Linked DNA regions of Homo sapiens: region 2 is linked to region 1. Evidence: chromatin loops called from intact Hi-C (ENCODE). Cell type or tissue: natural killer cell. All regions are shown on one strand. Links, peaks and the distances in the headings refer to the core of each region. The heading gives the core; the rest is flanking DNA. Region 1 overlaps CDH13 (cadherin 13). Region 2 has its middle 200 kb from the start of MPHOSPH6.

The links. Hi-C counts contacts between places; a loop is a spot of excess contacts. Peaks named below come from ENCODE experiments on the same cell type or tissue, not always from the same donor. Only the 100,000 strongest peaks of a DNase experiment are listed, where the experiment ranks them.
Region 2: it touches region 1 in a loop (3-fold over the local background); 2 of 110 quality-filtered maps call a loop at or near these places.

Annotation. Positions count from the first base shown.
Region 1 is chr16:83,208,813-83,221,664 of GRCh38, forward strand. CDH13 (cadherin 13) reads left to right here. Exons shown (of 14, transcript NM_001257.5): 5 at 8,533-8,685. Among named protein-coding and RNA genes, the nearest start is that of CDH13-AS1, 180 kb to the right of the region's middle. In natural killer cell, for the core only: CTCF peaks have their summits at 6,775 (motif pointing left) and 6,975; a DNase peak (open chromatin) is centred at 6,779.
Region 2 is chr16:82,362,075-82,374,926 of GRCh38, forward strand. No RefSeq gene overlaps it. Among named protein-coding and RNA genes, the nearest start is that of MPHOSPH6, 200 kb to the left of the region's middle. In natural killer cell, for the core only: no CTCF peak of the experiment used is centred there; a DNase peak (open chromatin) is centred at 6,087.

The DNA.
Region 1 (12,852 bases), core at 1,941-9,940:
CTAGGCGCATCAATCTGGTTGGATGTGACAGGGAAAGGGTACTAGAATTTATTTATCTAGAAGCTGCCTTGCCTCACAAGCAGTGTTCACTTGGAGGGTCTCCATTTAAAGGGACCCCTGCAAATTATAAGGATAGGGAGGGTATTAAGTCCCTTTTCAACTCCTAAGCATTACCACTGCCTGGGAAGTTCACTATGGGGATGTTCTGCTGAACCCCTATCAACTCCAGTGGGGGTGGCAGCAGGTTCAAGATGCCAAAGAGGAGACCTGGAGCCAGCGATGAGACGAGGGGTTTTATTGGATGCTTCCATACAGGGGAATCCAGTGGTGGCAGGCTGAACAGGAGAACCACAACCACCTGTAAAAGGCATGCAGTTTATATAGCATTTTCAGTTAGCACCCTTTCCCTAACATCCTTCACCTGGCAACTTTCATTCCACCTATGAGTCAGGGCCTGGATCTGCCGTCCATGTTCCATGGGACAGGCCAGGGGTTCAGATGTTCCTCATAGACAAGGAAGGAGCCTCCAGGTCGGCCACTCCCAGATTTCCTAGCTTGGAACAGACATCCGGGTGCATCCTCCACACAGAGTCATTTTCAGGGTATGCATAAGTTATTGCTATCAGGTGCATTTACCATGCAGGGGAATTGTAAAAAGAGAAATAAAGGTCTGAAAATGTGTCTCCAGGTAAAGTGGCTGCATTTTCCAAGAAAAAGAAAAAGGAGGTTTGTATGACAGACCTTATTTTTAATTTGTGAGTTTATGAAGCATTTTATAATCATATAAAAACAGGCAAATAAAGTTGTACTTCTTCACTCAGAGTGTTAATCAAGTGTCTTCTATGTTCCAAGCCCTGGGAATGTGAAAGAGAATAAGAAAGCAACAGCCTGAGGGACAGTTACCACCACCCACCAAGAGGCAAGGTGCTCCCCTAGCTTTAACAGACCTTGCAGGCGAGGAGGGCTAGAGCTCAGGTGGATGAGGTTAAGTCTGCATGGAGTGGGCAGGAGAAAGGGTCAGGGGAAGGTTCAGTGGGTAAGTAATCGCCGGCACCAAGTCCAGGAAGATGAGGGCATCCCCAGCAGAGTAGGTGGGGGATGGCCATCCAGCTAAAGAAAGGCACAGCTCAGAGGGCTGTGCCTCATGCTGGGTTGTGGCTTCGGACTGGAGAAGCAGGTGGAGACCCATCAAAGAAGAGCTCTGAGATTTTACCCTCTGGCAGAGGGAGCCATTGCAAGTTTTCATGGGGTGTTTTTTGTTTGTTTGTTTGAGACAGAGTCTCGCTCTGTCATCCAGGCTAGAGTGCAGTGGTGTGATCTTGGCTCACTGCAACCTCTGCCTCCCGGGTTCAAGCGATTCTCCTGCCTCAGCCTCCCGAGTAACTGGGACTATAGGCGCCTGCCACCACGCCTAGCTAGTTTTTGTATTTTCAGTAGAGACGGGGTCTCACCATGTTGGCCAAGCTGGTCTTGAACTCCTGACCTCAGGTGATCCACCTTCCTCAACCTCCCAAAGTGCTGGGATTATGAGCATGAGCCACTGTGCCAGGCCGATTGCAAGTTTTCATATGGGTACTGCCCCAGTCAGATGTGGGTTTGCATTTTAGAATGACCATTCTGGTTGCAATTAGGACAGGAGATGGGATAAAAGAGAAATCAGAAACATGGAGGCCAGGGAAGAGACTACTTAATATTCATTTACGTATTCATTATGCAATGTTTATTTAAAAGCCCACCACGTACGGCATACTGTTCTAGGCTCTGAGGACAAAGCAGACAAAGTAGCTACTTGAGATCTGGGTTAAGGAGCAGAGGATAGAGGTTGGCAGAGTGTGGGAGGAGGACAATGACTTGCAGAACTTGGCAACTCTGTCATTCTGATACTTCAAATTCATTTTCTATACAAGGAAAAAAGAGTAACCGATTAAAGTGCAATTCAAGAAAGTGAGAACCTACAGGGAAGTACCAAAATATACAACGAAACGCCACAGTCACACATGGCAGTGGGGGATCCTGGATTGGATTTTGGATTAAAAAAAAAAAAAGGTTACTAGAGGCCGGGCGTGGTGGCTCATGCTTCTAATCCGAGCACTTTGGGAGGCCGAGGCAGGCAGATCACAAGGTCAGGAGATTGAGACCATCCTGGCTAACACAGTGAAACCCTGTCTCTACTAAAAATACAAAAATTAGCTGGGCGTGGTGGCACGCACCTGTAGTCCCAGCTACTTGGGAGGCTGAGTCAGGAGAATTACTTGAAACCAGGAGGCAGAGGTTGCAGTGAGCCAAGATCACACCAGTGCACTCCAGCCTGGGTGACAGAGCAAGATTCCATCTCAAAAAAAAAAAAAAAAGGTACTAGAAAAACTGATGAAATCTGAATACATAAAATCTGGAGTCTAGTTAATAGTCAAGTATCAGTGTTAATTTATCAGTTATGACCAATGTTCCATTTTTACGTAAGATGTCAACATTAGGGGAAATTGGATGAAGGGTACATGGGAACTCTGTAGTATCTTTGTAATAGTTCTGTAAATCTAAAATTACCACCCGAAGTTTATAAATGAATACACACATATACACATACAAACCTCAACCTCAACCACATTGAGTAGAAATAATTGTATAATTCATATATAATGACCTTATTTATGTAAAACCACTCAAAGCTGCTATATAGTCTATGAGTTCATATGTATGCAAATACATTAAAAACACACACCACATTGTATCATTCATTACAGCTGAGAATAGAGGTAGGCATGGGACTTTGCAGGGGAACTGAATGGAACATTGGCTTTGTCCATATTGTGTCACATCTGTAAAAGGCATACCGTGAGAACACCCTTAAAATCAAATCAAGGAGTCACTACCTGCTCCAGGCCTCAGTACTCCCTGCCCCTGCCCGGATGCAGAAGACACTGGTCCCAGCTATGCGACGCCCACCTCCCCCCCCCAAACAGCCAGCCAGGAAGTCTCTTTACCCAGGTATGAGGCAAGACTCCTGTGTGCTATTTACATGCCCTTCCAGAGTGTTGACACCAGGGGCTCATGTTCTTTCTCATCCTTAGCTATTTTTTCCATTCCAACTCAGAGGACAAGAAAAAAAAACATCCCACTGTGAAAAGAAGTGTGGAATTACAAAGAATAATAGGAAGTTCTCGCTAACTGTGAAGCCCTGCTATGGAGTATATAATGGGCCTTAACAGCTGCTGCAACAGTCGAGACTCGTGGCAGGGTTTGCTTTGGCCAGAGGAGTGCACTGGATTTCTTATATTTCTTGACATTAAACAACAACAAAGGGCTGCAGGCTCAGCTGCTGCAGCTGTGGAGTTCCCAGGAGTTGAGCACAGCATAATCAAGGTGGTCTGGAAACACACTTGATTTGCATGGAGTGGTTTTGAAGCATGGCTGAGTGTATCCTTGGGTTATGGTCATTGCATACCTCCCATCCCCCAGTTCGTGAAGTTGGAATATGCTGGGGTCCCTCTGAAAACCCAGCTAGGCACCAAGAAGCCAGAGAGGTGGTGGGTAATTCAGAAGGGCTTGAGCTTCCTCCTGGATCTAAACTAAGCCAAGACACTGAGCTTTCCCCTGAAGAGGGACTTTCCCCACTCCACTTTCATGCTTTCCTCGCCAAGCTTCCTCCAAGCCATGGGGTGCCTTTAACACACGTAGAGATGTTGCATCTAGTGACTTTAAGAAAAACCAACTCTGCTTTCTGAGGTCTTAGAAACAGGTTTTTAAAAGACTTCCTGTTAGTGTTATATGTTTAAAATAGGTCTAGAAAGAAGGTGGCAAACAGACCCAGCCTATTTTTAGCAGAGGGCTCCAAACAGTAGCGGTGGAAACCAGCATCAGTGATACTCAACAGGGATGGTGCTGAAAGCTGCCCAAAGCAGTGGTCTTCAAACTTGGGTATGCGTGAGAATCACCTGGGGAGGGGGGATTGTTAAAGCTCAGATTGCCAGCAATTCTCCCCCTACCCTGATTTCTGATACAAGAGGCTTGGGGGAAGCCTGGGAATTTGCGTTTTTAATGAGTTCCCAGTGATGCTGATACTGTTCCAGTGAATCATATCTTGAGACCAATTAGTCTAGAGAAAGCAAGGCCCCTACTGGAAGTGACACCCACCATTTCCCTGTGCTGGTGGTCCCATAGGGCCTCTCACTCTGGGAACACCATTCTTGGCTGTGGGTGTTTCTTCAAAGTGAACATAGCTCTGAGGAGCAGGAGGCAGGTTCAGCAGCCACATCCTTAAGAACATAAAAAGTTGAAGAGAGACAGAAGAGAGACAGACGTGTGCAGTGCTAAGCTGGGGCCCTCACAATGGGGACTGGCTTCTTTCCTGGGGAATAAGTAATTTCAATTCAGCAGCAGGAGCCAACTCAGCTAGGTCCTGCCTCTAAGACCTTTGTGTCTGTACCACCAAGTGGCTCAAGCTCTCTGAGAGAGGGCAAGAAAATGACTGAGACCCACCCTTGGCAGCAGAAGGGAAAGTCACCCTGGGATAATTTCTGGGTCTAGAATTCAGCTTTCTGTGCCGAGTGGCAGGCAGAGAAACGGGAGGGTGGTGATGTTTGTCCCAAGAGGCCCATTCCCCCACCCCCTCCTTGTTTCTTCTAGAAGGTCTGGGTGCTGTGTTCCCAACTTTTTCTGAGCAGAGAAGGGTCAAGAAAAGATAACTAACAGCCCGGAAGGCTTTTCCTGGCAGGTCTTCACCAGCGGGGCCTGTGTCTGGCAGATAGATGGGTCAGAGAAGCCCATTCTTGGGAAGCATGATTGCTTCATAGCTCTTGTAGAATTCCCATGTTCGTTGCTCGTCAGAATGCATTGTATGTTAATAGAATCTTCAAAAAGGACCTGCTCATCTCAGGTGTGCTTAGGAGAACAAGAGGAAGGAGTTTTAATCCATATTTGGGCAAAGGTGGTAATGAGAGGTGAAGCCAGCTGGACTTCCTGGGTGGAGTGGGGACTTGCAGAACTTTTCTTAGAAGAGGATGGTAAAATGCACCAATCAGCACTCTGTAGCTAGGATTGTAAAATGCACCAATCAGTGCTCTGTAGCTACCTAGAGGTTTGTAAAATGCACCAATCAGTGCTCTGTAAAAACGCACCAATCTGCACTCTGTGGCTCGCTAGAGGTTTGTAAAATGGACCAATCAGCACTCTGTAAAGTGGGCCAATCAGCACTCTGTAAAATAGACCAATCAGCAGGACATGGGTGGGGACAAATAAGGGAATAAAAGCTGGCCACCCCCAAGGCAGCAGCGACAACCTGCTCGGATCCCCTTCCACACCGTGGAAGCTTTGTTCTTTCGCTCTTCACAGTAAATACTGCTGCTGGCAGAGAGGGGTGAAGCAATAATGACCACAGTGACAGAGAAGAGGTGAGTGTGCTTGGTGACCCCTTCCCACGCAGGGAGCTGTTTCCAGAGCACTTCTCTTCTGGGAGGCCTGTGAATTTTGTTATTAAAAAGGAAACCTAGGCCGGACGTGGTGGCTCACACCTGTAATCCCAGCACTTTGGGAGGCTGAGGCGGGTGGATCACATCAGGTAAGGAGTTCGAGATTAGCGTGGCCAACATGGGGAAAACCCATCTCTACTAAAAATATAAAAATTAGCCAGGCATGGTGGCGTGTGCCTGTAGTTCCACCTACTTAGGGGGCTGAGGTGGGAGAATCACTTGAACCTGGGAGGCGGAGGTTGCAGTGAGCCGAAATTGCACCACTGCATTCCAGCCTGGGTGACAGAGTGAGACTCTGTCTCAAAAAAAAAAAAAAAAAAAAAAAGAGGAAACCACCTATTCCCTCAGAAAAGGATAGAGATACCATTCTTACCCATTAACAACAGTGTAATTTTATTGTGATGATTAATATTGGAATTATTAGCTTTGATTAACTGAGCTCCTTCTGTGTGGCAGGACATGTACTTTATAGATGCCATCTCATTAAACCCTCGGCAATGCTGGGAAGTAAGTGGTGTCATCTGCACTTTAAAGATGAGGCGATGGACCGTGTTCATACTCACACAGTGGATCACTGGGAAAGCTAGGATTGCAACATATAGCTGTCTAATCCGTGGAGTTCATTCTCGCTACTTGCCAGCCACAGGGATCCAATGGTGAGCCCAGTAAGCTGTGGCTCTTGACCTCATGGGGCTTCCAGGCAGCAAGTAGAGGGGTCAGTGGAAAAGTATCAGTTGGATTAATCAAGTCAAGCAATGACTGAAAATTATTTTCATCAGAGAGTATCAAACACCTCTTTTTTTTTTTTTTTTTTTTTGAGATGGAGTCTTACTCTGTCACTCAGGCTAGAGTGCAGTGGAGCAATCCCAGCTCACTGCAACCTATGCCTCCCAGATTCAAGCGATTCTGCTGCCTCAGCCTCCAGAGTAACAGGGATTACAGGTGTGCGCCATCACGCCCAGCTAAATTTTCTGTAGTTTTTGTAGAGACGGAGTTTCACCATGTTGGCCAGGCTGGTCTTGAATTCCTGACCTCAAGTGATCCGCCCACCTTGGCCTCTCAAAGTGCTGGGATTACAGGCATGAGCCACCACGCCCGGCCCACATAGTTTATTTTTAATTTTCTTTTGTATCCAATTTTCAGTTACTCTTAAAAATACAAACATATGTAATTGGTGTTTAGTCAACACTCAGTGTATTTTAATAAACAACATTTTTTAATCGGAAAAAAAAAAAACCTGTAATGCCTTGAGTGATCCTGCCAGATGAACCCTGGCGTAAAGTTCATGCTGCCTTAGGCACCATTGCCACCTGGTGTCAGACATCGGAATTGCAGGCTTGGCGGCAGCTAAAGTGGCGGGGGTGGTGGGGTGGTGGAGCAGGGGGCGGGCAGGACCCATTTTGATTAGGAGAGGGCAGGTTTCCTGTCTTAGCCACCTAAACCCTCCAGGCGCTGTTGAGTATGTGTCAACAGGTGCCTGTTCGTTTGTAATTTGGTGACAGCTAGATCTGTATCAGCTTTCTTTTATCTGTGTGTCCTGAATGATTATTGTGTTCATGACCTTTCAATTGTTTTGTTATAATCAAATTAACGTTTGAAGGTTCTGATGATAAAGTGACATAAATATAGATGAATACTTGAGGGTAAACTCTAGATTCCACTTATGCCAATAATAGTTCTCTTTAGTTGCACATCTACATAAAAAGACCACCCCCCATACTTTGACCCCAACTGCTTCTCAGCCTAACCCTCTACATGCTTAAGCATATGCCAGTAACTCACGATTTGCAAAACTTTCCAGACTCTTCCTTGTCTGCCTGCTGCCTTTGTCTGTGCTGTTCCCTCTGCCTGGAACTACTCTCCTCCACCTTTCCCTTCCAAATTTATTCTTCAAATGTCAAATCAAGGTCGACAATTTGTAGGAAAATTCCATAAAGTAAATTCAGAAACGACAGTGTTGTATGTTGTATTGCAGTGTCTCTAGAGAATGGAAGATGTGGTTCTGAACCCATTTTTATCTCTTTCATAGCTTTGGCCATGGCCAGCTTGCTGACTCATTCTATCTCAGTGGTTTCATCCATTAAGTGGAAATAATAATGTCCTCTGCCTCCAGCATTGAAATATATATATATATATATATATATATATATATATATATATATATATACACAACCCTAATTTGAGGTTTATATATAACATATATATTTTATTTATTATATATATTTAATACATAGGGATTTAATATATGTAATATTTAATATATATAATGGGGTTTAATATATATAATATGTAGGGTTTAATATATATATTAATATATAATACATAGGGGTTTAATATATATAATACATAGGGGTTTAATATATATATTATATATCATATTTAGGGGTTTCACATATATAAAACCCCTAAATTGAGGTATCTATATATAATATTGATGCATATATATTTAATATATAGGGGTTTGATATATATAATATTTAGGGGTTATATACATATTATATATATAAGCCCCCTAAATAGATGTGTGTATGTGTATATATGTGTATATATGTATATGTATAAACCTTTTCTGATGAGACAAAGTGCTTCCTCTGCACCATGCCTAGTACCTAGTAGAAGTGACAGGGCAGGTGACACTGGATTAGTGGATATATGTAAATACCTGGAATCTTGATCAATGCATGCGCAGCAAATGGCTTCCATTACCTTTTTTGTTTTGTTTGCAGATAAATATTTTTTTGAAAAAAATATATTTCGTGGAGTTAAAAATAATAAAATGTCCAACTTTGACTGAACTGGCATTATTGCCCTCCTTGATCCATCACTGTATGTCACCCGAGTGCTGGTAAGCTTCCTCAGCTGCCAGCTGCAAAGACGTGGATATTAGGATGAAAGGCGTTAGGCAGTGATGCTATTTCTGGTGCTGTTACTTTAGTCAAATCTGTGTTCACCAGGTACCCATGTGCTGGCACCTGTGATTAGTGAATTGCTCATGGGAGTATGTTTGCAATGTGCTTTCTCTGTGTTTTCCAGGCAGTTTTAAATGTCTCTCTGTTTTTCTGACTAGGTAGTCGATAGTGACAGGCCAGAAAGGTCCAAGTTCCGGCTCACTGGAAAGGGAGTGGATCAAGAGCCTAAAGGAATTTTCAGAATCAATGAGAACACAGGGAGCGTCTCCGTGACACGGACCTTGGACAGAGAAGTAATCGCTGTTTATCAAGTGAGTACCCCTCTCCCATGCCCACCCTGTGCGCAGAAATGTGGCTTTCAAAGATTGTTTTCTTCCCACTGAGCTCATTATTTCTGTGCCTCATCAAACCCGGGACTGCATGGCTTTAGGGTGTTTCTGTGGGAGCTGAAGTGGATGGAATTGAACCCTGACAGGGCAACAGTGGGGGGTCTTTATCTCATCAGTAGAGCCCTCCAGGCCTGCATCAGACTTTGGGTACCAGAGACCAAGAAGGGAGACCCTGGGGGCATCTCAGAGGAGGTCAGAACCCTTAGGGCAACTTTGGCTTTCCAGAGACCAGCTTGATGATCTAGAGCTGGAAGAGGTATAAACCCCAAGACCTGATATAATTAGCAAGACATGGTCCTTAGGGTGAAAACAGTTGCTAAATATTCAGCCATAAAGGAGTAGTTAAATTATGGCAGATTTTGCAAGGCAGTTTTCTCTAGCCATTTAAAATGCTTCTGAAGAAGTTGTGTTATATGGGAGAGATTCAAGATATTGAATGAAAACAACATACAGACACATATGGTATCCTCATTACCAATGGAGTATTTGCACATATCATGAGGTGTATATGTTTAACAAAAATGATAAAGAAAAATCAGTGGGTTAATGGTTGTATTTGGAAGTGATTGATTGATTGATTGATTTGGTTTTCTTACCTACTTAAATGCATTATTGTGAGTTTGAAGTGAGAAGATACTATAAGGGCGTTGGAGGCATAAAGTGCTGGACAGACATAGAGCAGTAGCATGATGGTAGGTAGTAAAGTCCCCACCCTCCAGCAGAACCCTTACTGGGCAATGCGCTCAAGGGTCTCAGGCCCTGGGAGGATGCGGGTGCTTTCCAGATGTCCATCTCGGAAGCCTTGCCAAAGCCTTTTCTGAGCATTTGCTGGGGGAGTCACCTGTCAATGAGAACTGAAACGTGAGCCATGAGTCCCAACTTATACTCAAGGGGGAATCAGGTAGTTGTATAAATTGAATGTTGGTGACCTCAGAAATACCCAGTTCCAGCTGGCCTTGACAGTAACCAGAGGTGACCTGGCAGCTATTGGGGTCCAGCTCCTGTAGGAACAACCAGCAGCAGACTATGGATAGATGCCCTCTTGTCTTTCTGTGCCCATCATGGGAGTCTCCAAGAAAGTTCTGGCACAAAAAACTAAGGAAAGATACAATAAATTTCATAATTTCTTAACAGAGTGATCAAGAGCTGTGGGATCTGATATGGTTTGGCTGTCTCCCCAATCTCATCTTGAATTGTAGCTCTGAGAATTCACACGTGTCATGGGAGGGACCCAGTGGGAGGTAATTGAGTCATGGGGGTGAGTCTTTCTCGTGCTGTTCTCGTGATAGTGAATAAGTCTCATGAGATCTGATGGTTTTATGAATGGGAGTTCCCCTGCACATGCTTTCTTGCCCACCGTGTAAGAAGTCCCCTTGTTCTTCCTCCATCTTCTGCCATGATTGTGAGGCCTCCCCAGCCATGTGGAACTGTGAGTTCATTAAATCTCTGTCCTTTGTAAATTACCCAGTCCCGGGTATGTCTTCATTAGCAGCATGAGAACGGACTAATACAGCATCTGAGATCCTCCATTCAGGTCTCAGTGCTGCTGCGTACTGAGCTGTGGGACCTTGAGCAACACTCTTACCCTCCCTGATCTTGGGATTCTTGTCCATAAAGTATGATTACAGCTAACGCTTCTGAGGATTATAAAAAATGAAATTACTAGTTTTTGCTAACTAGTAATTGCTAAACAGCTAATAAAACAGAGCTTCGGTTGCAGCTTGGAGCTTCCCATACTTTTTAAAAACTGAGGCCATATAATATTACGGTAGTTAAAAGCATGGATTCTGCACACAGCCAGATTGGCTGCATTCAAATCATGGCTATCATGTACTAGGTGTGGAAACTTGACAAATTGTCTGCCTCAACTTCTTATCCTGGAAAATGGGAAAAATAATAATGATGTCATAGGATTTCATAAGGATTAAATGAGTTAATACATATGAAGCATTTAGAAAATGCTGGAAACATAGTAAGCATCATATAATCTTCCTACATGGGTGACAATAATCAATGATATTAAAGGTGAAGGAAGGTAAGTGAAAACCCAAAGGATTCCAAGTTATAGCCCAATCTCTCATGTCCAGCACAAACTTTCCTTGAGTAGTCTTGAGTTTTTACTATACTTTTATAGTCTATGTCATAGCATATGGATTGATTGAGCAATTCATTCATTTTACATACATTTAATTGAGTGCTTATAGGGTAAGGGACACGCTTCAAGGTGTTCGGAGGATACAGTAGCAACAAGACACACTGGGTTCCTTGCTTTCATGTATCTTTTATTCTAGTTCTTTGTTTCGGAATAAACTGGCTTGAATTCCTCTCTTCTGTGTGTAGGTGACATGGCAGGAAGTTGTGCCTGGTTTGTAACATGGCTTGTTGATAACACCAGCACAGGGTCATATACCCTCATTGGAAAGGGTACTGGTATTTAGTGGGAATGCAGTTTCTTACACAAGTACTTGGGTTACTTACGACTGGCAGACTGGGGCCCAGCCCTTGGCAGCGCACTCTTCAATGGGCTCATGAGGGCCTACTTTCTGATGCCGTTTCCCTCCGTGCTTCATGCACTTCAGTTCGGTCATTGTCCTGTTTTCATCATACCCGCACTGAAGCTTCTTACAGTTGCTGAAGCTTCTTCCTTGAAGAAGCAAGTTTGAGGAAGAGCCCCGATCATTCTGCGGTTCTTTATTTTTAGATGATGAGAACTGGGTTACTCTCATGTTGGTCTACTTTGGGCACAGGAATGTTGCAATTTCCGTTCATTCCAAGTGCCTGTTTAAGAATAAGTTACTATTTTAGTAGTACAGCTAGATCCATGGTATTCATGGTAGTCAACACGGTTGGGAGCAAATGTGGTTCTTCAAAGAGGAGAATCCTGGGTCTCCAAATCCTCACATTTTAGTTTCTAGTCTTGCAAGTTTAAAAAGGAGAGAGCCGGGTGCAGCACACCAACATGGCTCATGTATACATATGTAACAAACCTGTACGTTGTGCACATGTACCATAGAACTTAAAGTGTAATAATAATAAAAAATAATAAATAAATAAAAATAAAAATAGAAAAACAGAGCAAGAAAAAAAAAGAAAAAGAAAAAAAAAAAAGGAGAGAGCCTGCAGGTGAATGTGTTGTCATCATAATAGCGCCAATGTTTCTGTTGTTTAAAGTTAAGTGCTGCTCACATGCAAGTACGTGTTGATGTATTAACGTTTTCCAAATCCAACAAGAAATATTTTGATCTAAACCTCAGGGATTTGTATGATAAGAAATAATCTGGAATACATTTGTCCTTGGGCCCCTGAAAGTGCATCACCATTGAAGCTCCTGTTTATTGAACACTGCATGGCAGATATTATGCTAAACACTTTGTATAATTCTCTTATTTAATCCATTTCACACAAGAGACTTAAGAAGTAGGTGTTAACACCATTTCACAGATAAGCAAATAGCTGTTAAACAACTTTTTCAAGGTCTCACAGCTGGCATGTATTGGATTTGGGATCCATATCCATTTCTTTTCAGCTCCAAAGCCCCACATTTTCAATCACTAAGAAACACTCTTCCTATTTTATCCCCAGCTAGATTTTATATCTAATCTGCAAATTCCTTAGCTCCTTTCCTAGGAACTCTGCTTACCGGGGCTGGGAAGGGAGTTTGGCTGGCTGGGTGATCTATTACTTTTTAAAAACCATCCATTTCCGTGACCCACTGCCATCTTGCCACTCCTCCCTGCCCCAGCCCCCAGAAAAACTTCCCCAGCTTCTGACCCAAAGTAGCACCTGGCAAAATAATTTATCTCTTGCAGTATTGGAAGCTGACATACTAATGCAAAGCCTCCTGAAATATTACTCATTATTATGCATTTTGCCAGCATTTGAGTGATATGTGAACTCTTCACTGGAATAAAGTACTGTAAATGATTCATGAATGACCAAGTTTATGAAATTCTATAAAAATATTAGCAGGTGGTAATGATTCCCTCACACTGTGAATATGATCTACTGGCTGCAAATTTGCCAATATGGGATGACGGGAGTGGAGTGGGAGACCATCTGTTAGGCGAGTGGGGGAGGAAGACGGTGGGG
Region 2 (12,852 bases), core at 1,688-9,687, 850 kb before region 1:
GCCTGGTGTCCTGGCCCCATCTCTGCCTTCTGTCTACCTTGCAAGGTGCTTGCTGCTTCTGGGCTGGTCCGTGAGTCTGAGATGTCGGCTTGTTTTCCATGTTCTCCAGCAGCATTGCTGACATCCTGACTGGCTTATGTATACCAGAGCCTGTTCATCAAGCTGGCATATGTAGTTCTTAACAAACACATTAAGGAAACATTCGGAATGTCACTTGCAGAGCAAATGAACAGAAATAGACGGGCCATCTGATACAGAGAGGTATTTTCTTAGCTGGCAGATTTTATTTCCCCTCACACGAGGTTGAGGCCTCTAGAATGAGTTTGTTCATTAATGCATTTACTCAGTTACGCATTTGAATGAATACTGAGGAGCTACTCTGCTCAGCACTGTGATAGGTGCTGGGAGGACAGCAGGGTGTGAATGACAAACAGTGGCATATTCTTATCCTCAAGGTGTTCACCTTCCAGTGATGGGGAGAGACATTCAAAGCAAGATTGCAGTCCACTCTGGTGGGTGATGAGGCACAGTTCAGAAAAGTGTGGCCGGAAGACAGAAGAGGAAACTGACTGTATTCTAGGGGGACAGCTGGGCAGGCTTCAGAGAGGAGGAGACATTTGATCTAGGTTTTGAAGGTTGAGGGAGAGCTTGTCAGGCAGAACAGGCGGTGCTACCTCTAGCGAATGTATTTGAGTCACACAGCCCCCAAGTATGTTAGCAGCGGCGAATTCCTGTGGGTCTGCAGCAACCTCAGTTCTAGACTCTTCAGAAAGAAAGAAACAGAGGCAAGGTTTAGAGCAGGAGTAAAAGTTTATCAAAAAGTTTTAAAGCATAGAGCGGGTGTGGTGGCTCATGCCAGTAATCCCAGCACTTTGGGAGGCTGAGGCAGGCAGATCACCTGAGGTCACGAGTTGGAGACCACCCTGGCCAACATGGTGAAACCTCATCTCTACTACAAATACAAACTTAGCCGAGCATGGTGGCGAGTGCCTATAATCCCAGCTTCTCGGGAGTCTGAGGCAGGAGAATTGCTTGAACCCAGGAGGAGGAGGTTGCAGTGAGCTGAGATTGTACCACTGCACTCCAGCCTGGGCAACAAGAGCAGAACTTCATCTAAAATAAATAAATAAATAAATAAATAAATAAATAAATAAATAAATAATTAAATAAAAGTTTTAAAGCGGGAGCAAAAGGAAGTACATGTAGAAGAGGGTCAAGTGGGCAATTTGAGAGATTCAAGTGCATGATTTGACATTGACTTTGGGTTTTATACATTGGCATGCTTCTGGGAGGTCGCATCCCTTCTCCCCGGAGTTTTCCCTTGGGGTGGGCTGTCTGCATGCACAGTGGCCTGCTAGTGCTTGGGAGGGGCCTCGTGCACAGTGTGTTTCCCGAAGTTGTGCACATGCTCACTTGAGGCATTTTCCCCTTACTAGTTGAGTGTTCCAAGAGGAAGGTCATATGCCATTTAAACTCTGTCATTTTGCCTCTTAGTGCTCATGCTTGAGCCGACTCACTCAACTGCTGAGATCTTATCTGGAAGCTGCTAATCACCAGTTTCAAGGGTTTTCTATCTATTGGGAGACTGCCTTACCCTGGCACTGGCGGCAACTGATATTTATTTTAGAGACAATTTAACAACCACTTGCCCATCACCTAATGGTGGCCTGACATTCCTGGTGGGGGTGGTGGTGGTAGGGGACTTTCCTACCCTGCTCGTGTCTGACTAGCTACCTACTGTAACAGTGGGAGAGTCTGTCTGGGAAAGAGGAGGCGTGCACATGAGCTGTAGTGCTGTAAAGGTGCAATGGAGTCAGAGGCTTGCAGGGCTGGGTACCTGTGGTGCCGCAGGGGAATGGACCAAGGTAGAGTTGGGAGGTGGCTGGGTGCTGGTGGCCCAGGACTGTAATATGCCTCCTGGAGTGGTTCCTGCATTCTCTGGGCCCATGGTATTTTTTTTTTTTTCCCAAGCAGGCAAGTGATATGCTTAAATGTGTTTTAAGGGAAAGTGTGGTGTGGAGTGGGAGGGTGGGGGGTTTGGGGGTGGAAATATTGGATGTAGAAGCAAAAAAGAATGAAGAAATCCAACATGTCCCTAAAGCAGTGGCTGTCAACCCTGCATGATAGAGTCACCAGGAGACCATTTAAGAAGACCTGTTTGTGACCTCCCTTCATGCCTGTTGAATCACAAGGGTTCTGGCGGTGGTATTAAGTTCAAGTGATTGGGATAAGCAGTCAAGGTTGAGAACCACTGCTCTAGGGCTTCTTGGATACACTCACGGGGCTGTGTTGAATACAGATTACTGGGCACCTGGACTAGAGAGGCTGAATGAATGGGCCTCTGATTTTTAAAAATAAACTTTAAATTTTAGAACAGTTTTAGATTTACAGAAAAATTGCAAAGATAGTGCAGTTTCCATAGGCCTCACCTTCGGTTTCCCCAGTTACTAACTTATGTTGTTACTGTACCCTGGTACATTTGTCACAATGAACAAACCAATATCAATGATTATTAACTAAAGTTCATGCTTTATTCAGATTGCCTTAGTTTTTACCTAGCGTCCTTTTGCTGTACCGGGATCCTGTCCAGGACACTGCATCACAGGTAGTTGTCACATCTCCTTGGCTGTGACTGTTTCTCAGACTTGCCTTGATCTTGATGACCTTCCCCATTTTGAGGAGTTTTGAGGAGTTATTTTGAAGAATGTCTCACAATGGAAATGTGTCTGATGTTTTTCTCATGATTAGGCTGGTGTTATGGACTTTTGTTAGGAAAACCACAGAAGTAAATGCCATTCTCATCACGTGATATCAAGGGCACATACTGTCAACATGATATATCACTGTTGATGTTGACTTTGATCACCTGGCTGAGGTAGTGTTCGTTGTTTCTTCACTGCACAGTTATTCTTTTGTACTTCTTTTCTCTACTATTTGAAAGAAATTCACTATCTGTAGCCCACACTGAAAGAATAGGAGTTATGCTCTACTTCCTGAAGGGTGGAGTAGATATGTAAATTATTTGGAATTCTTCTGTATCAAAAGTTTGTCTATTCTCCCCTATTTATTTATTTGTTTAATCATTTATTTATATTGATATGGACACATGGCTATTATGTTATTTTATTTTTAATTAATTTTTAACTTTTTATTTATTTTTAACTTTTGGGTAATATCAATACTATTTGGTTGCTGAAAATGTTTTGGCTTTGGCCATTGGGAGCACTTTCAGTTCACTCTGTATCTCCTTAACGTAACCCTGTTACTGTGGGATTGTTGTATTAGTCTGTTCTCATGCTGCTAATAAAGACATACCTGAGACTGGGTAATTTATAAAAGAAAGACGTTTAGTTGACTCACAGTTCAGCTTGGCTGGGGAGGCCTCAGGAAACTTACAATCATGGTGGAAGGGGAAGCAAACACATCCTTCTTCACGTGGCAGCAGCAAGGAGAAGTGCCAAGCAAAAGGGGGAAAAGCCTGTTATAAAAACCATCAGATCTCATGAGAACTCACTCACTGTCATGAGAACAGCATGAGGGTAACTGCCCCCATGATTCAATTAACTCCTACCCGGTCCCTACTATGACACGTAGGGATTATGGGAACTACAATTCAAGATGAAATGTGGGTAGGGGCACAGCCAAACCATGTCACTCATTTTATTTATTTTTTCTCAGTACTTCCTTACTTTCTGGAACTACAATGAGCTCAGGCTCATTTTGTATACTTCCTGCTCCCATTCTAGAATCCTTGTATTGGAAATCATCCTGGTATTAGAAATCATCATCTGGGTGCTAGGTGTGCTCATTGCTACTGGAGTATTGTTGCTTTTAATAGGTCTACATTTTGTAAGATTTAATGTTTAATCAACTTTGTGGAGGTATACTTCACATACAGTAAAACACACCTATTTTAAGTGTACCTTTTCATGAGTTTTGACAAATTTATAAAGCCACGTTGCCACCATTACAGTCAAGTTGGAACACGTTCCCACATTCTTGTGCCACTTCCCATTCGCTCTCCACACCACTCTCCCTGCCCAGGCAAATACTGATGTGTTTTCTGTCACTTTAGATTAAAGTTGTCTTTTCTAGAGTTTCACGTGACCGGAAACATACGGTATGTACTTTTATGTCTGGCTTCTTTGACTCACCAAAATGTTTTTGAGATTCACACATATTGTGTGTATCAGTTTGTCACTTTTTTTATTGCTGAATGATACTCTTTTGTATGGATATACCAAACTTTGTTTATCCATTCACCTGTTGATGGACATTTAGGTATTTTCTATTCTTTAACTATTAAGAATAAACAGACTTCATTTCAACCAGCATTCCCAGTGACTCTGATGTTAAGGGTCTAAGGAACTCCTATTGAGAACAGTTTTAATGTTATTTTGGAGGAGAATCCCTTCTGATACATCTCATTTTATCACACCTGTTTTGCTAGCTTAGGTTCTTCCTTAAACCTGGATTACATACTGAGAAGATATAGCTTTCGTCTTCTGTTAACCCATCTGTGATTTAGGTGGTTTCATCTGACCTCTTGCTGGGTCTGAGACTCTGCAGTCTGAGATGTCAGACTGCAGAAACTTTGACAGAGACTGCGGTCAGCCTTTGAAACTTCATATTTCTTCCAAGTTCCTTGAGTGTGCTCTCTGTGCTTGAGACTATGTCTTTAGATTCTCCAACTAGCTTGAGAATTTCCTTTGTACTTTTCTTTCTTTCTTTCCCCCTCCTGTGAAAGAAATCCTGTCAAACTAAAGTTACATTTTCTTTTTCAGAGACAGTGGGCACAGGCATATACTCCCCTTTTGTGGCACATGTTTTATTACTGAACTCAGAGGGAAAATAAACCACTTTACGTTTTAACATTAGAGAACAGAAAAGTTATAAGAGCAACAAAAGATGCCTGAATTCTTGTCTTGTTCATCGTCCATCCCATTTTCTCATTTTCTTCCTGTTTCTTTCCATGGTCCTTCACCACTTCTGTACATTAACACCATATAAGCCATGGTAAAACATAACCTCTAAATATCAAAGTTTATTTCTCACTCATGTCAAGCTCCAATGAAAGTTTTCCTGGTTGAGCAACTTTCTTCCAAGTGGTGATTCAAGGGCTCCGGCTCCTTCTGTCTTGTGGTTCTGCTATCTTCCCTACCTTGGTGATTCCCAAGTTGCCGTGGGGGCACTCTTTGTTCAAGACTGCCAGAAAGGGGGAAAAGCATGGAGCAGCCATGCAGGAAGTTTCTATGGGCCAGGCCTGGAAGCAGCTCATGTCACTTCTGGCCATACTCCATGAGCCCGAACTCAGTCCTGTGCCCAACCCTCACTGCTCTGTGCCTAATGGAAGGCTCTCTGCCCAAGAGGAAAAGAAAACACTGCCCACAATTATGGTGATGATTCTATTTGATTCTTACCCTTGGGGCTCTCACTAAGCACCTGTGCAACACACGGTTGGGCGGCTGAGCATTTTCTTGAGTATTTTGTCAGATCTTGGGATCAACCCTTGCCTCCAGTTCCTTTAGGGAAATATCACAAAAAAAGAGTCATTGAAATGTTAGCTTTGTAGGATAACAGTCTTGTCTTCTTTAGTCTCTATTGAATCCCTAATATATAGCACAGTTCATGGCATTACATGGGTGCTCAATAAACATTTGTTAAACGGATTTTTAGAAAATAAACATGAGTTGGCCGGGCGCTGTGGCTCACGCCTGTAATCCCAGCACTTTGGGAGGCCGAGGCGGGCGGATCATAAGGTCAGGAGATCAAGACCGTCCTGGCTAACACGGTGAAACCCCGTCTCTACTAAAAATACAAAAAATTAGCCGGGCGAGGTGGCGGGCGCCTGTAGTCCCAGCTACTCGGGAGGCTGAGGCAGGAGAATGGTGTGAACCCCGGGGGGCGGAGTGTGCAGTGAGCCGAGATCGCGCCACTGCACTCCAGCCTGGGCGACAGCGAGACTCCATCTCAAAAAAAAAAAAAAAAAAAAAAAAAAGAAAATAAACATGAGTTAAAGTTTTGTCTTGACTTGCTCCCCCTGGATCATGTGTAGACTACCAGCAGGTGGCAGAGTGGTTTGAAATGTGCATGCTGGAGCAGGGTGGAGGAACTGGCTGGTGTCCCAGCTCCAGCTGGGCTGTGAGTGCCAGGTCTGGGGTCATAGACTCAAGAGGCAGTATGAGTGTGACAGAGTAGCATCCCTGGACATTGACCACATACAGGATCTCCCAACTCTAAAGTTGGAAGGATTGCTATGCTTATTCTGCAGATGAGGACACTGATTCATGGAGCTGTTAAATAACTTGCCAAAGGTCACCAAAGTGAGTAGCTAGAAAAGGGCAGAGTCAGGATTTGAACCTGGGTAGTGTGACTTGGAAGCTTATGGCTCTTAACCATCATGCTACAATGCCAAGAAGGCAGATAGGGAAATTACCCACCCTGGGGAAAAAACCTGTCCATGTGCAGGTCAAGGTGGCTTTCTTGGGCATCAAGAGACCAGGCAGGGAGCCTGGGAACACAAGGCTGAGGGCATAGCCACAGAGCGGGCCAGTCCTTCCGATGAGGCACCTGGTGGAGGGTCTGAGGGTAGAGGAGAGGCCTCCAGCTGGCTTGGCATCAGGCACTACAAGGAGGGCAGCGGTACCAGGCAGGGACAGATTCATGGATGTGTGTTGGAGGGACAGCCACAAATGGCTGGAGTTGGGAACATACCAGAAATGCTGAGAAGGAGATTTCAGCCCTGTGAAAGGGTTGGCTCATAGTTTCCAAACCACACCGGCAAAACTCTGGGTTTTCACAAAGACACTTGGGTGGCCTCTTGGGTTGATGGGGAGAGAGAGTGGGGAGGGTCCTGAGCCCTTCTCTCCAATACCAGCCAGTATGGTGCTTTCTCTCCAACATCAGCCAGTATGGTGCTTTCTCTCCAACATCAGCCAGTATGGTGCTTTCTCTCTTTTATATATTGGGATTCTGCATAAGTGTTTATTTTAAAAAACAAGTCTCTCCTTTGAAAACCATTCAGCTAAATGGCTTCCAGAGTCCTTCTTTTGATGTCTGAAGTGGAAATGGTATTGGAAGCTCTCCTGACATAAAGACAGTGCACTCCATGAGCCGACTTGAGTCCACTTAGGGTGACTTAGGATGAAGCATGGTTTTGCACCTGCTCTCTCCACCCTTACCTGCCCTGTCCCATGCTCCTCCTCCTCCATCACGTGGAAGGGAAATGGCCATGACTGGCCCAGACAGAGGGCAGTTTGTGCAGCATCTCAGAAACTCTCTGGTTTGAACCATGCAGCCTTGTTTCCATCCCAGCCTGGGCCCCACACTGGCCCTGCAGGAAAGTTTGCCTGGCTCATTATCTGAAAGAAATGGCCTGAGCAGTAGCCTGCCAAGAATGGGGGGAGAAAGGAGAAATAGTAACATTGATTTATTTGGGATGGAAAGATCCACAGACTGGGGAAAAAGGTAGAGAGCAATCATAAAACTGGCTCAGTTCTGCAACCTGCTGTGAGCAGAGACTGTCACAGTGCATAATAGCAAAGGCAGATGAAATGGACACAGGGAGTGCAACCCCTTCCTCCCTATCACAGAACAATAAAGCTAGAAGTCAAGGATGAAATAGGTGGGCTGACCAATAGTACATTGGCCAATTGAAGGCCTGGCATCTACCTTCGAAAGGCTGCCTGTGTTGGGATTGATGTGCTCACTGTGACTGCAGTGCTCTGCAGGAACTGTTTGATAACAAACAGGGTGGCAGACAGGCTTGTCCCTTCATATTAACCCCATCGCTCAGCTGTCATCTCAGTCAATGCCCCAAACTGCCCAATGCCCACCTCACCTTCTTCTCCTGAGGGGCCACCTGGGCTGGAAGGGGTGGAGCTCACCAGCTGGGACTCCTGGGTGGCATCTGTCTCCAGGACCAGGTCATCTTAGGACAGCTCTGGGACCCCACAGACCCAGTGGGTATGACGTGAGAAGTCACATGAAGGAGATCCCTCACAACCAAGTCCATTTGGGGACTCACAGACCCCATAGCCCATTTTTTCAAGTACCAGTCCTGCAAGTTGCGGCAAATCGGAGCAGGGAGAGGCACTTTGCTTTTCCTTTAAGGGTTGGAGAGATTTTTAGCATACAAATTGAAGCATCTCCCCAAGCAGTGCTTTCTCTAAGGCTGAAGGACAAGCAGGGATGGCATGAGTTTTGCTTCCCCAACTGTTCCCAGGCACAGCAGGCCTGCAGGTGGCAGAGAAACAGCACTCACATAGAATAGTCTAAAATATTTTCCACCAAAAACCTCATGCCTGATGATTTGTGTTTGAGCCACATTCAGTGACCTGGACAGAGTTGATACCCAGACCTGGGTTGCATTTGTCCTATGGGAAATGAGGCCTGAGTACAACATAACTGAAAAATCCAGGAGTTGGAAGGTGTGGGGAGTATACGGTCATGTGACCTGGTCTTGGTTCTGGATGATCACTTTGTGCTGGGACCCAGTTGTTTCCTCTAATCTTGGGAACCTGGAGAGTCCTGATCATTTTCCACACTGATTGGGGTTCAGGGAAACACTTGAAGCCTAGGGGTTGGTTAAGACCCACTAGAATGTCTGGATTCCTAGCCCAGCTCTGACCTTCTAGAAGTATGCCCGTGGGCACATCCCTTAACTCTTTCAGACCTTGGTTTCCCTATTTGTCAAGAGTGAATGATGCTGATATGACATGGGATGTTTTCCATTTATTCCTCCAGATTCATTCTCTATCCTTGTCCATCCATCTTTGTGTATAGGAGGCTGACTTATAGGCTGTAGCAATGGGCTTCCTTATCCTGTGGTGTCCAAATGGGTTTGTCAATGGAAGTTGTCAGAAGAAAACTGAAGAAAGGGAAGAGAGTTAGGTCGAGGTATTTGTTTCCCATTTCCTTTCTTCCGGGTCACTGTGAGTTGGTTGCATCCCTTTTCTTTGGATGGTTCTCCATTCAGGTGCCGGTCCCCATCCGTCTACTTGCAAGCTCTTTCAAACCCAAAGGAGTGATGACTTCCTGCTGTCACTAGCTGTGGAGTACTGCACCAGCACCTGTTAGTTCCTGGGGCACTGCGTATACCTTTGTAAACTCCCTTTATTAAGCTTTCATCACTGGCCTCATTTGAATGGGCCATCTTTGTTCTGCCAGGACCCTGACTTGTATATTACAGAAACCTCTTTCATTCATACCTATGTCACAGAGTGGCTGTGATGATTACATGAGTTCATGCACACAGAAAGCTTAAGACAGGGCTTAACACATAGGATGGGTTTGTTAAATGTTAGCTACCTCTGACTCTTAATTCTTGTGTCATTATACTGCCCCAGACGAGGACACACTTTGGATGATTTAGGGACTTGACGTTATGGCCATTTGGTTGTTCTGTCTCGTTTCTGATAGTTCCCTGTTCTTTCCTCCGTGAAATGTGGGTTGATGGAGGTGTCAGCATGTGGCCTTCTGCGCCCACCCACCTCCTTCTCACACCATCCTTAACTCCAGCTTTTTCCTATGGCCGTTTTGAGCCCTGTGCCATGGCCTTGTCTACTCCTGAGGCCCAACACAAAGAGATATGGAGCATAACCTGTATTTGCTGGTGACACACAAGTCTAAAGATGTCACCACAATCTACTTATAGCACCCAAAGAGATTTCTCATGCCTACTTGCAATCACTTCGTATCTGTCCCAACTCCCTAGCCCTGGCAATTGCTGGTTAACTGTCTGTATCTATAGATTTTCCTCTTCTGTGCATTATTTATAAATGGAATCATAACATATGTGGTCTTTTTGTGACTGGCTTTTTTCACTCAGCATAATTTTTTCAAGGTTTATTCATGTTGTGCCATGTATCAACACTTGGTTTCTTTTTATGGTGGAATACTATTCCATTGTGTGGATAGACCACAGTTTATCTCTCTGTCTTCTGTTGACGGACATTTGGATTGTTTCCATTATTTAGGTATTATGAACAAAGCTGCTCTGAGCATTTGAATATATCACATAGGTTGTTTATTTGTGTGATTCATTTAATTAGAATTTAAGCTTGATGAAAGTAGTTTATTATATGTCATATATTGTATTATATATATGTTTGCCATATATGATTGATAAGTGTTTTTTAAATGAAAGAAGACATAAATAGTGGCAATGGAAAGAAATCAAGGTGGTTAGAAATCCTCTAACTGGTTTAGCTGGGAAATCCAGGCTGGTAGAAAAGACATCTTAAGGGGGTCCTGGCAGGTCTGCATTGGCATCACCTGAGGCACAGGGCCAGGGAATCTGCATTTTAGCAAGCTTCCCAGGGAATTCTGAGCACCCTGGAGCTGGGGAAGCCAGGAATATTTTGCCAGTTGGAGAAGCCTGCCTGTGAGTGGTAGAATGAGGTAAAGTTGTGGATTTGTCCCTGCCCAAACATTTCACTTTTACAACTTTGTTTATGAGAGCGATGGAGTTGTGTTCCTTTCCTAGTGATGGTCCCATGTGGGACATCTCTGTCTAGGTCAGGTTAAGGCTGAATCATTTTCCAAAAGTAACTTCAGTTTTCTTCTTTTGTCCTTGGTGCTGACTCTCTCACAACTCATCTGAGGGGTACAGGTTTTCCTTTGCTAGGGGGGATGCTGGATGATTGAAGAGGCAAATAAAGCAGCTTGCAGTCAACTCAGCAAGAAGGAGGTCCAGAGCCACAGACAGGACCACAAAGAGTCACAGCGCCTTGAGTAGGGTAAGCAGCAGGTTAAGTGTGCAAGGGTTAGGAGTCTGGATTAGGAGGAAGCAGCTAACAGGTACCCCTGTAGAGGCATTGAAAAGCAGCATTTCTATATTCCATCATCCAGGCAGGCTCATAATTCTGCCTTTCTTATACTGAACCAGATATACTGTTAGCTTGCTTTGCAGCTGTGCAGAGATATACATGACTGCCTTTGCTGGAAGAAGTTGCTGCTGGTTTTTTAAGGGAAGGTTTGCTCTTTACTTTGATCTGACTTCTAAAGAATAAAGCATATTCTTTTTTATAGCAAAGGAGACTTCTAGGAAGTTTGAGTACCGTATTTAAATTTAAAGTCTCCCCTCAGCATGTGAAGGCAATATTAGTGTCAGTTAGGTGTAACAGATGAATGGTTAACGTAACAAAAGATGGAAAACCTGAAAAAGATTCATATCCAAATGAAAATGCATGTTTGAGCTAAATTACTGCTTTTTGTTGCTACTTACTTTTTATTTGATAATGAGCATTAGCTACATATGAACACTGATAGTCTCTTTAGGATAAATAAGATGCATTTCCACCTGATAATGGGTGTAAATTCAGCAACGTGCTTAGCCCATTTCTCTCCTTCAGGATCCTGAAACAGAATGAGGGAGATAGCATGTTCTTACATATTCAATAGACAAAGTTAAATGGTCTGCCTTTCTCCCCTTATTTTACACATTTTATCCCACATTAGCACCTATATTATAAGAATTTGCTAAATTAAAATGTATATATCATTTATTGGGTACTCTACTCTGTATCAGGTACTATATAGCTCTTTATATAGAATATTTTATGTGATCCTCATCACAGTCCTATGAGATAGGTACTATCTTTATTCTTATTTTACAGAGGGAGAGGAAACTGAGGCTCAAAATGGTCAGGCGACTTATCCAAGGTTATTCAGTTAGCCTGTGGAAGAATTTTGATTCATGCTACCCTGTGCCTGAAACCAAAGCCAAAATTCTTAACTACTGATTTGATTCCAGAAGTACTAGAACTGTGGTCTGCAGAACCCATGGGGGGTGGGGGTGGGGAGTTCCTGAGACCCTTTCAGAGTGGGCCTATTAAGTCAAAACTTTTTTCATGATAATATAAATTCATTATTTGTCTCTTCATCTGTGTGGATACTTGTATTGGTGGTGTAAAAGCAAAACTGATTAAATGGCTGTCACTTTTGCACAAATCAAAGCAATGGTACCCAACTGCATTGCAAATCACTGACTCTTTTCCTACAGTGTACTCACAAAAAACTGCCTGATGTTAAAATATTTAGTGTTATATAATGGAACGTCTCAACATTTGGAACAGCTGCATAACTCATTGAGCCAATAGCTTTTTAATGACCAATGCATGGTGTAACAAAATCATGCGTGGGTAAAGAGCCACTTAAAGTTTATGATTGTTCTTTTTAAATGCATACATATTTTTAAATTTCTCAGTTCTAATGGCAGATATTGGTAGATATAACCTGTATAAACAAAACCTATGTAGGAGTGGGGATCTCTCTCTCTCTCTCTCTCTCTCTCTCTCTCTCTCTCTCTCTCTATATATATATATATATATTTTTTTTTTTTTTTTTTTTTTTTTTTTTAGACGGAGTCTTGTGCTATCACCCAGGCTGGAGAGCAGTGGCGTGATCTCGGCTCACTGCAAGTTCTGCCTCCCTGGTTCACGCCATTCTCCTGCGTCAGCCTTCCAAGTAGCTGGGACTACAGGTGCCCACCACCACGCCTGCCTAATTTTTTTTTTTTTTTTTTTTTTTTGTATTTTTAGTAGAGACGGGGTTTCACCGTGTTAGCCAGGCTGGTCTCGATCTGACCTTGTGATCTGCCCGCCTCAGCCTCCCAGAGTGCTGGGATTACAGGAGTGAGCCACTGCGCCTGGCCTAATATTTTTTAAGATTGCAAAAGAGTGTGGAGGCCAAAATGTTTGTGGAGCACTGCAATGGGCAGCTGGGAACCACCGGAGGCTCTTGAGCAGAGAGAGGTGTATTGGTCACATTTCTTAGAGTAACTCAATTCTGTGTCCTTTTCATCATGGGAAGTTTCTCTAAAAACTCCACCACTGACATACTTTTGTTTTT